Linked DNA regions of Homo sapiens: all the other regions are linked to region 1. Evidence: chromatin contacts called from ENCODE Hi-C or POLR2A ChIA-PET data. All regions are on one chromosome and are shown on one strand. Each heading gives the region's core, a stretch centred on a gene start or an enhancer-like site at or near the end of the contact. The rest is flanking DNA. Distances are from core to core; before and after follow the strand shown. Region 1 overlaps TRAK2 (trafficking kinesin protein 2). Region 2 has its middle 24 kb from the start of CASP8. Region 3 holds the start of CASP10 (caspase 10).

Evidence for each region. A loop is a pair of places that touch in the nucleus more often than their neighbours do. ChIA-PET counts read pairs that join two places held with the same protein, here RNA polymerase II (POLR2A). Pooled maps may share reads with other maps.
Region 2: a pooled map shows a loop between it and region 1 (7-fold over the local background). The contact joins two enhancer-like sites. A Hi-C loop is called at or near these places in 1 of 168 maps with a recorded cell type or tissue (CD4-positive, alpha-beta T cell) and 7 of 50 pooled maps. POLR2A ChIA-PET finds 5 or more read pairs at or near these places in 7 of 52 experiments (A549, HEK293T, activated CD4-positive, alpha-beta T cell and 3 more).
Region 3: a loop to region 1 is called in a pooled map, with 4 times the contacts of the local background. The contact joins the promoter of CASP10 here to the enhancer-like site in region 1. A Hi-C loop is called at or near these places in 9 of 50 pooled maps. POLR2A ChIA-PET finds 5 or more read pairs at or near these places in 2 of 52 experiments (CD4-positive, alpha-beta T cell and activated T-cell).

The regions. Positions count from the first base shown.
Region 1 is chr2:201,430,812-201,433,511 of GRCh38, reverse strand. The region is part of intron 1 of TRAK2 (trafficking kinesin protein 2); the gene reads left to right. Among named protein-coding and RNA genes, the nearest start is that of TRAK2, 19 kb to the left of the region's middle. Within about 2 kb of position 1,316, at least 15 of the 41 ENCODE cell types and tissues checked have a DNase peak (open chromatin) inside an H3K27ac peak, as active enhancers do; they include CD4-positive, alpha-beta T cell, where a contact is called at or near this core.
Region 2 is chr2:201,235,198-201,237,897 of GRCh38, reverse strand. It overlaps a transcript of CASP8 not described here. Among named protein-coding and RNA genes, the nearest start is that of CASP8, 24 kb to the left of the region's middle. Within about 2 kb of position 1,362, at least 7 of the 41 ENCODE cell types and tissues checked have a DNase peak (open chromatin) inside an H3K27ac peak, as active enhancers do.
Region 3 is chr2:201,181,841-201,184,540 of GRCh38, reverse strand. It overlaps CASP10 (caspase 10), which reads right to left and starts at 1,400. Exons shown (of 10, transcript NM_032977.4): 1 at 1,233-1,400.

The DNA of each region.
Region 1 (2,700 bases), core at 67-2,566:
GACGTTTAAACGAATGGATTTAACAGCCTTTTGGAATTCAGCCTGTTTGTAAGTAGAGCGACCTCCATGTATTTCATATTCTGACACCCTACTTATCTTTAAGTCAAATGGCAGTTAAAAAGAGGGACAAAATATTTGCTGGTCACAAATCCTATTTCCTCAGGGTCAACTTTATAAATGCTAATAGAACAGCTGTGCTGAATGTAGCCAGTGTAGCTTTCCCGCGGCATCGGTGCAGCTGGATAGTGATATGTGGCCTCTGCCTTCCTGAGGTCTGCTGCTTACTGTCCAGGCTGGGTTTTGCTGGTGATGCTCCTCCCGCCTTTTTTTCAGCTCTTAGCACTGAAGCCATGATAGAGTCTTTAAGTGGTTTAATATCTGGTTTGTAAATTACTGTGGTTTTTTGGTAAACTTTATCTGTAGTGTAGCCAGATACATTAAAATTAGTGAGTCTCTGTCTTTGTCAAAAATATATTATTTTATGAGGACAAGGTAAATTATCATTTTTTAAATTAGCTTATCTTTTGTCTGGATTAGGTTGCCACTGCCTAAGAGAGCTATTGCTGAATTGGTGATTGGCACTGTTCCTGCATGCATTTCAGCAGCCCACATGTGTTTCAAATTAATCCCCAAAGTATTGCTTATAAAATAAAAATTTTGAATATATTTCCAGTGTAAATGTTTCACTAAATAATTACATTTTTTGCAATCCCAGGCTCTACGCCCAGCAGAGGTGAACTTTCCCAGAGTTGTTTTAGCCTTCTCAATAAGGCTGTTTTGGCCAGAGTATCCTGTTTTAAGGAAGTAGCAAGATATTTTTTAGGCACAGGGCCTATATTTAGGCATTCACTGTTGACCAATTAGTTCTGTGGCTGGGCTAAACTATCTAAGTCATTAGCCATGTTGTGTCCTGCCAGCAATATTTATGTCAATGACATGTTTTGGTTGTTCTTTTTAAGTCTCATCCTTCTTAAAATAAGTTACTTGATTATTTTGCTTTATTTTCTTCTTCTTAATGTGCATGGATTACAAAGGCTGGCTTCTTGTTAAATGATACATGCCTGATTGGTTGTTTTATAAAGAAAAGCAGTGAAGTTGTTCCTAAAAAGGTTGAATAAAGATCCGGCAAAGAAAGTAGATGGCCCTGAAAAAAGTGCACAGAATACGTGTGCACAGACTAGGAAAGGCACTGAAAATGTGTCATTTGTGTTTGCCAAAGTTTAGTTTCTACTGCATTTAGGACTCTGTGTAAGCTTTTGGTTTATTCATGCATCCAAGAGACAGGAAGAGAATGATTAATCACACTAAGCTAACGTCACTCATCAGAAGGCAGGAAGTAAATTCTTTCTTAGGTTGAAAGAAGATGCTATCAAGCAATTGAGAGTAGGCCGTAGATTGTGCCCAACATTGTGTAAGGTACAATAACAATAATAATAATTATAAAATAGTACTTTGGTGATAGAAATACTAATAATAACCAGTACTTGCATAGCATTTACTATATTCTAAGACATTATTCTAAGACCTTTACATGTATTAACTCATGTTATTTCCCAATAACCCTCTGAGGTAGCTGCTACTATTATCCTGTCATAATTCACTTAGTCCCCATAAAGTAGATCCTGTTATTAGGCCCACTTAACAGATGAAAAAATGAGGTCAAGTAATTTGTCCAAGATCACCCAACCAGTAAGTGGTGGGGCTGGAGTTCAAATTTAGGCACTCTAGTTCCAGAATCCACATTCTTAACCACTGAGGTAGGCTGAATACTGGCCCTCAAAGATATGCAGTTCTTGATCCCTGGATCCTGTGAATATTACCTTATATGCCAAAAGGACTTTGCAGACATGGCTACATTAAGGATCTTGAGACGGAAGATTATGCTGGATTATCCAGTTTTACCTTAAATGTAATCACAGGTGTCCTTATAGGAGTGAGGCAAAGGAGACTTGACAGCAGAAGAAGACAGTGTAACAGTAGAAGCAGAGAGAAACTTGAAGATGCTACGCAGCTGGCATAGAAGATGGTGGAAGAAACCCTGAGCCAAGTAATACAACTCTAAAAGCTAGGAAAGACAAGGGAATGATTTTTCCCTGGAGCCTCCAGAGGGAGGGGGCATAACTCTTCTAACACCTTGCTTTTGGTCCATTGACACTTTTCATTTTTCTGACCTCCAGAACTGTAAGATCATAAATTGGTGTTGTTTTAAGCCACTAAGTTTGTGGTAATTTGTTGTAGTAGCAATAGGAAATGTATAGCCACACTGCTATGGAGAAAGATGCTAAGTATAGTTAAGACTTTTTTGTTATTAGCAAACCTTCCTCAGACCCATGAAGGAATGAGCTTTAGGAATCATCACTCTTGATAATCCCAGCTCTATGGCACTTGAAACTTTATTAGCAGGAGCACAGTTTCTTAGTCCTTATGTCCTTCTATGTGAAGATTACTCAGAGGTATCTTCAGACCGCATCTACTCCATACTTAAACGTGGTAGTCATTCTGGGTACACAGTTGGCTGTTGAGCCAGAAATTTAAGAAATACTAGACAGGGAGGGGTTCCAAGATGGCCAAATAGGAACAGCACCAGTCTACAGCTTCCAGCGTGAGTGACGCAGAAGACAGGTGATTTCTGCATTTCCAACTGAAGTACCCGGTTCATCTCACTGGGGCTTGTTGGACAGTGGGTGCAGCCCGCGGAGG
Region 2 (2,700 bases), core at 113-2,612, 200 kb after region 1:
CTAGCTGGCTTTTTAACCCGTGTCATGCCTGACATCTAAACATACTGCTTGATCACTACACAAGGCTGGCCCACAGACTGCTTTGGCACAAAGGCCAAAGACTACTAGGCTCAACGTTAATTCCTGTCTTTCTGGGCCAAGATAAAGCCAGAAGACACAGAGCCATCCACTGATGCACCAGTAAATTAATGACTTTACAAACCAGCATGCATTCTTGCGGGGAGTGTGTGCAAGTGGGAAAAAAACTGTCTGGATATCAAAATCAGTCACCAAGCTGTATATTTACAACTTGTGAATTCTTCAGTATTTATGTAAGGTTTCGATACAAATTTTACACCAGAAAATCAACATGACTCACTCCAGTCTTCTAATTTTCTATTTTTCCTCCGAGACCTTGCTGGATGTTTTCTTTTCTTTTTCTTTTTTCTTTTCTTTTTTCCTTTTTTTTTTTTTTTTTTTACTCTGAAGATCTACTGGAGAGATGTTTTCATAAAGATAGAGAAAAGGGTCTGGACAAGGTGGCTCACGCCTGTAATCCCAGCACTTTGGGAAGCCGAGGCGGGCAGATCACTTGAGGTCAAAAGTTTGAGACCAGCCTGGCTAACATGTTGAAACCCCATCTCTACTAAAAATACAAAAATTATCTGGGCAAGGTGGCAGGCATCTGTAATCCCAGCTACTCAGGAGGCTGAGGTGGGAGAATCTTTTGAACCTGGGAGGCGGAGGTTGCAGTGAGCCAAGAACGTGCCACTGCACTCCAGCCTGGGCGACACAGCAAGACTCTGTCTCAAAAAAAAAAAAAAAAAAAAAAATAGAAAGGGGTCATACTGGGGAAAAGGAACAAACACAGACGCACTGAAAAGAATCCAAATGGTTAAGAATATGACAAAGAGAATCAGAGACTACGAAGATTTAATTCAGGAGGGTGGGGATAGAAATAATTTGACACTGCTCTTCAGCTAAATTTATTCTTTACTTGAAAACTTCTGTCTGGCCAGGCACAGTGGCCCACGCCTGTCATCTCGGCACTTTGGGCAGCCGAGGCAGATGGATAGCTTGAGCCCAGGAGTTCAAGACAAGCCTGGGAAACATGATGAAACTCCATCTCTACAAAAAATGCAAAAATTAACTAGGTGCGGTGGTGCGCACCTATATTCCAGCTACTCGCAGATGGGGAGCTGAAGTGGGAGAATCACTTGAGCCTGGGAGGTTGAGTCTGCGGTGGGGCCAGGGTTCGGTAAGCCGAGGTCACACCACTGCACTCCAGCCTGGGCGGCAGAGCCAAACTCTTGTCTCTAAAAAAAGACTTTTTAATAGAATTTTCATGTTGGCTTGCTGCCCTCTGGTGGAATTATTAGGGTTTATCACAAACACTGTGGAATTCACTCTGGCAATGACCACTAACACAAAATACCGATGGTTCTTGGGCATAACTCTCCCCCTGGGGAGTTAGATCTTTGACTTCATGGCGTCAGGAATTTGTTATTGGCCTGGACAACAGAAACATGTCTGGAAAATCCCCAAATATTTGGAAATGAAATAACACAACTCTAAATAATCCATGGGTCAAAAAAGAAATCAAAAGGAAATTATGTAGTATTGAATTAAATTAAAATCAAAACAAAATATCAAAATGCATGGGATGCCGCTAAAGCAAGGCTAGGAGAAAATTTACAGAACTAAATGCCTAAAAGGAGCAGGGGTGGGGAGGGGCAGGAGGACAGGATTCAAGAGGGCATACGAAATATTTTGGAGGTAATATATATGTTCACTATCCTGACTGCAGTGATAGTTCCACTCAAATATATACAGTCATACGTCACTTAATGACAGGCATAAGTTCCAAGAAAAGCATCGTCAGTGATTTCGTCATTATGCCAACATCATAGAATGTACTTATGCAAAACCTAGATGGTATAGCCTACTACACACCTAGGCTATATGGTCTAGACTATTACTCCTAAGATGCAGACCTACAAAGCATGTTACTGTATTGAATATTGTAGGCAATTGTAACACAATGGTAAGTATTTGCATATCTAAATATATCTAAACATAGAAATGGTACAGTAAAAATACCGTATTATAATCTTATGAGACCACCATCATATATGTGGTCGGTCATTGACTGAAATGGCACATGAATATATATATGAGTGTGTCTATATGACTGTCATATATGTCATACATATGTCAAAACTTATCAAATTATATACTTTATATGCCATTTGTTGTATATCAATCATATCTCAGTAAAGCTGTTTTAAACAACATGTGGCTGTACTATTAGGTAGTACAACTCAAGTGCAATTACTAAGAGAATACTAAAAGCATGCATAATTAACAAGCTAATAAAGGAGTAAGGTGAACTTTCTAAAATTACTTAATTCGTCTAAAAGAAATCAAGAAAGTAGAGAAAAGTGAATTGATGCCACGAATAAAAAACAACTGGAAATATAGTAGATTTTAGCCCAATTATATTGACAATTACATTAAATGAAAATGGACTAAATACTGTAATTTTAAGAAAAGTACCTTCCAGAATACATTTTTCTATAATAAAAGAAAAACTTGAACAATACACCACTTACGGCAGACACATTTCAAGTATAAGAACACCGAAACACTGAAAGTATAAGGATGGAAAAAGATGTACCAACTGATATCATTATACTAATATCACATAAGGCAGACATAAAG
Region 3 (2,700 bases), core at 151-2,650, 250 kb after region 1:
ACCAGACTGGGCAACGTGGTAAAACCCCATCTCTACAAAAAATACAAAAATTAGCCAGGCATGGTGGTGCACGCCTGTGGTCCCAACTACTCAGAGGGCTGAAGCAGAAGGATCATTTGAGCCCCGGGGATGGAGGTTCCAGTGAGCCATGATTGTGCCACTGCACTCCACCCTGGGTGACAGAGCAAGACCCTGCCTCAAAAACAAAACAAAACAACAACAAAAAAACCTCCTAGACCTCAGAAGGAAAGGGTGATTTTAGACAAGAGTTGCTCAAATCAGCGAAGGAAGATAAAAATTACATGAGTCAATGTTTCCATCTGACTAGTCTATAAACTATGGTATTCTACATACTAAATTTCATTATAATCAGAGAAGCACTTCAGGAGACTGAGGCAGGTGGATCACTGTGAGGCCAGGAATTCGGGACAAGCCTGGGCAACACGGTGAAACCCCGTCTCTACAAAAAATACAAAAATTAGCTGGGCTTGGTGGTGTATGCCTGTGGTCCCAGCTTCATAGGAAGCTGAGATGGGAGGATTGCTTGAACCTGGGAGGCGGAAGTTGCAGTAAGCCAAGATTGTGCCACTGCACTCCAGCTTGAGTGCTGGAGGGTGAAAGAGGGAGACTCCGTCTCAAATAAATAAATAGATAAATAAATAAATAAATAAATAAATAAATAAAGGAAGGAAGACACAGCAAAAATCAAAACCTCCATAACAAACAGTGGTTATATCGAGGTGACATAACTATAGATAATACAAATTTCCTTCTGGGCTTCCAATTGAATTTCTCAAATTTTATGCATATGTGAGCATACACATTACTTTTGGTGTTAAAAGAAACAAAAAAATGTCATTTTTAATGTGATAATCCAGGGGATCTTCCCTGCTACTAGCCCTGAGGTCAAATGAGTGGTTTATTGGAGACACCTTTCTATTCTACCGCATCTAGCATTTGCCTTGTGGTTTCTTGACAATTCTGATCTCTAGTTTTAGTGAGTCTACCAAACTTTGTCTCTGTGAGCTAACATATTTCTGCCCCGGTAAAAGGCTATGTTGGAGGCTTCCGGATTTTTTAACTTTTGTTTTCCCAGGCATGACAAAGAAATCTAAGAAAAAATAGTGCCATTGCTGACAAGTTTTTGCAAGTTTCTACAACACGAAGCCATGAAGCAAAGGAAAAGATTCAAGCATGAGACTCTGGAGTAAGAAGGGTTGTTAATTACATACCTTCAGATCAAGCTCCACCAATCTTCTGGAAGTAAACGGTTCTCAGGGAAATTGCCTGAAAACAAAGTTTTAAAGAAAGTAGAATCCTCTGTGTGCTCCAAGGTCCAAAGAAGCTCCCATTTGCTTGGGAAGAGACTTCAAGACTTGCTGGTTGTTTAAGTGAAAACTGAATCTTCAGGACTGGGTAGCCTGATACTAGTTTCCTGCTGATGTCATCACTGCTTATCTGCCTTTTTCCCTCCCCTTTTCCAGGGTTAAGATAACTTTGACAAACAGCGTCTCCTAAAGGCTAATTTACAACTTTCTCACTGTAGAGCTTGGGGTTTCCCCAGGTAAAGCAAAAGCTTCCTAGAAACGAACCCGTGGAAGCCACAAAGTGCTTCAGGCTTTCCTTTGGATCTCCATTTCCTTGGTAAGTCAAAAAGGGAAGCATCTGTTTTCCTAACCAACTCCTTCCCCAAACACACTTCACTTTTCAAATAAAGCCAAAAAGCTCATGAAATAGTTGTCGGCCATGTTAACCCTTTCTTATGTCCACATGCAAATAAACAATGGAGCGATCTCCACTTACCGCAACCTCTGCCTCCTGTGTTCAAGTGATTCTCCTGCCTCAACCTCCCGAGTAGCTGGGATTACAAGCATGCGCCACCACGCCCGGCTAATTTTTTGTATTTTTAGTAGAGACGAGGTTTCACCATGTTGGCCAGGCTGGTCTCGAACTCCTGAGCTTGTGATCCACCCTCCTTGGCCTCCCAAAGTGCTGGGATTACAGGCATGGAGCCACCGTGCCCGGCCCACAAATAAAATTTTTAAAAGATAAAAGAAAAGTGGGGATTCACTTTCAGTCTTTGTGGGAGAAATTAAGAAATAAAAAGAAAAAGAAAGGAAAAAAAAAAGAAAAGTGGGGATGGTGAATTACAAGCCCATTTGGAGGTACCTGCAAGAGACTCAACAAATTTGTGGTAGGCAAAACTGACAGTATGTGTTCTCACAGCACATTCAAACCAGCAGGAAAGTGAGACTTTGAAGACATTATTTCTAATCATAAAAACAATACTGCACACTAATATTGCAACTACCATGTGCCAGGGCATTTACAAATATTTACTCATTTCACCATCCCAACAACACTGTAAGATAAATACTATTACTATGACTGCTGCTTTAACATGTGAAAACTAAGGCACAGAAAGGTTAATTAATTTGCCCAAGGTCACACAGTGAGCGGCTGGAAGAGCCAAGATTTAAACCAGCAAGTTTGGATCAAAGTCACTACACTATAATTAAGCTAACTCAAATGTGCAGCACTCTGGAAAGAGGTACAGAGTCTTAGAAAGATGTTTTATCTATGGGGAAAAAAAGCAAGATTTATGATGCTTTGATTAGCAAATGTATTAAAATGTCCTTTCCATGTCCTAGGCATCATTCAGAGAACTTCTGTGCTTAAGAAAGACAAGTCCTGGGGCCA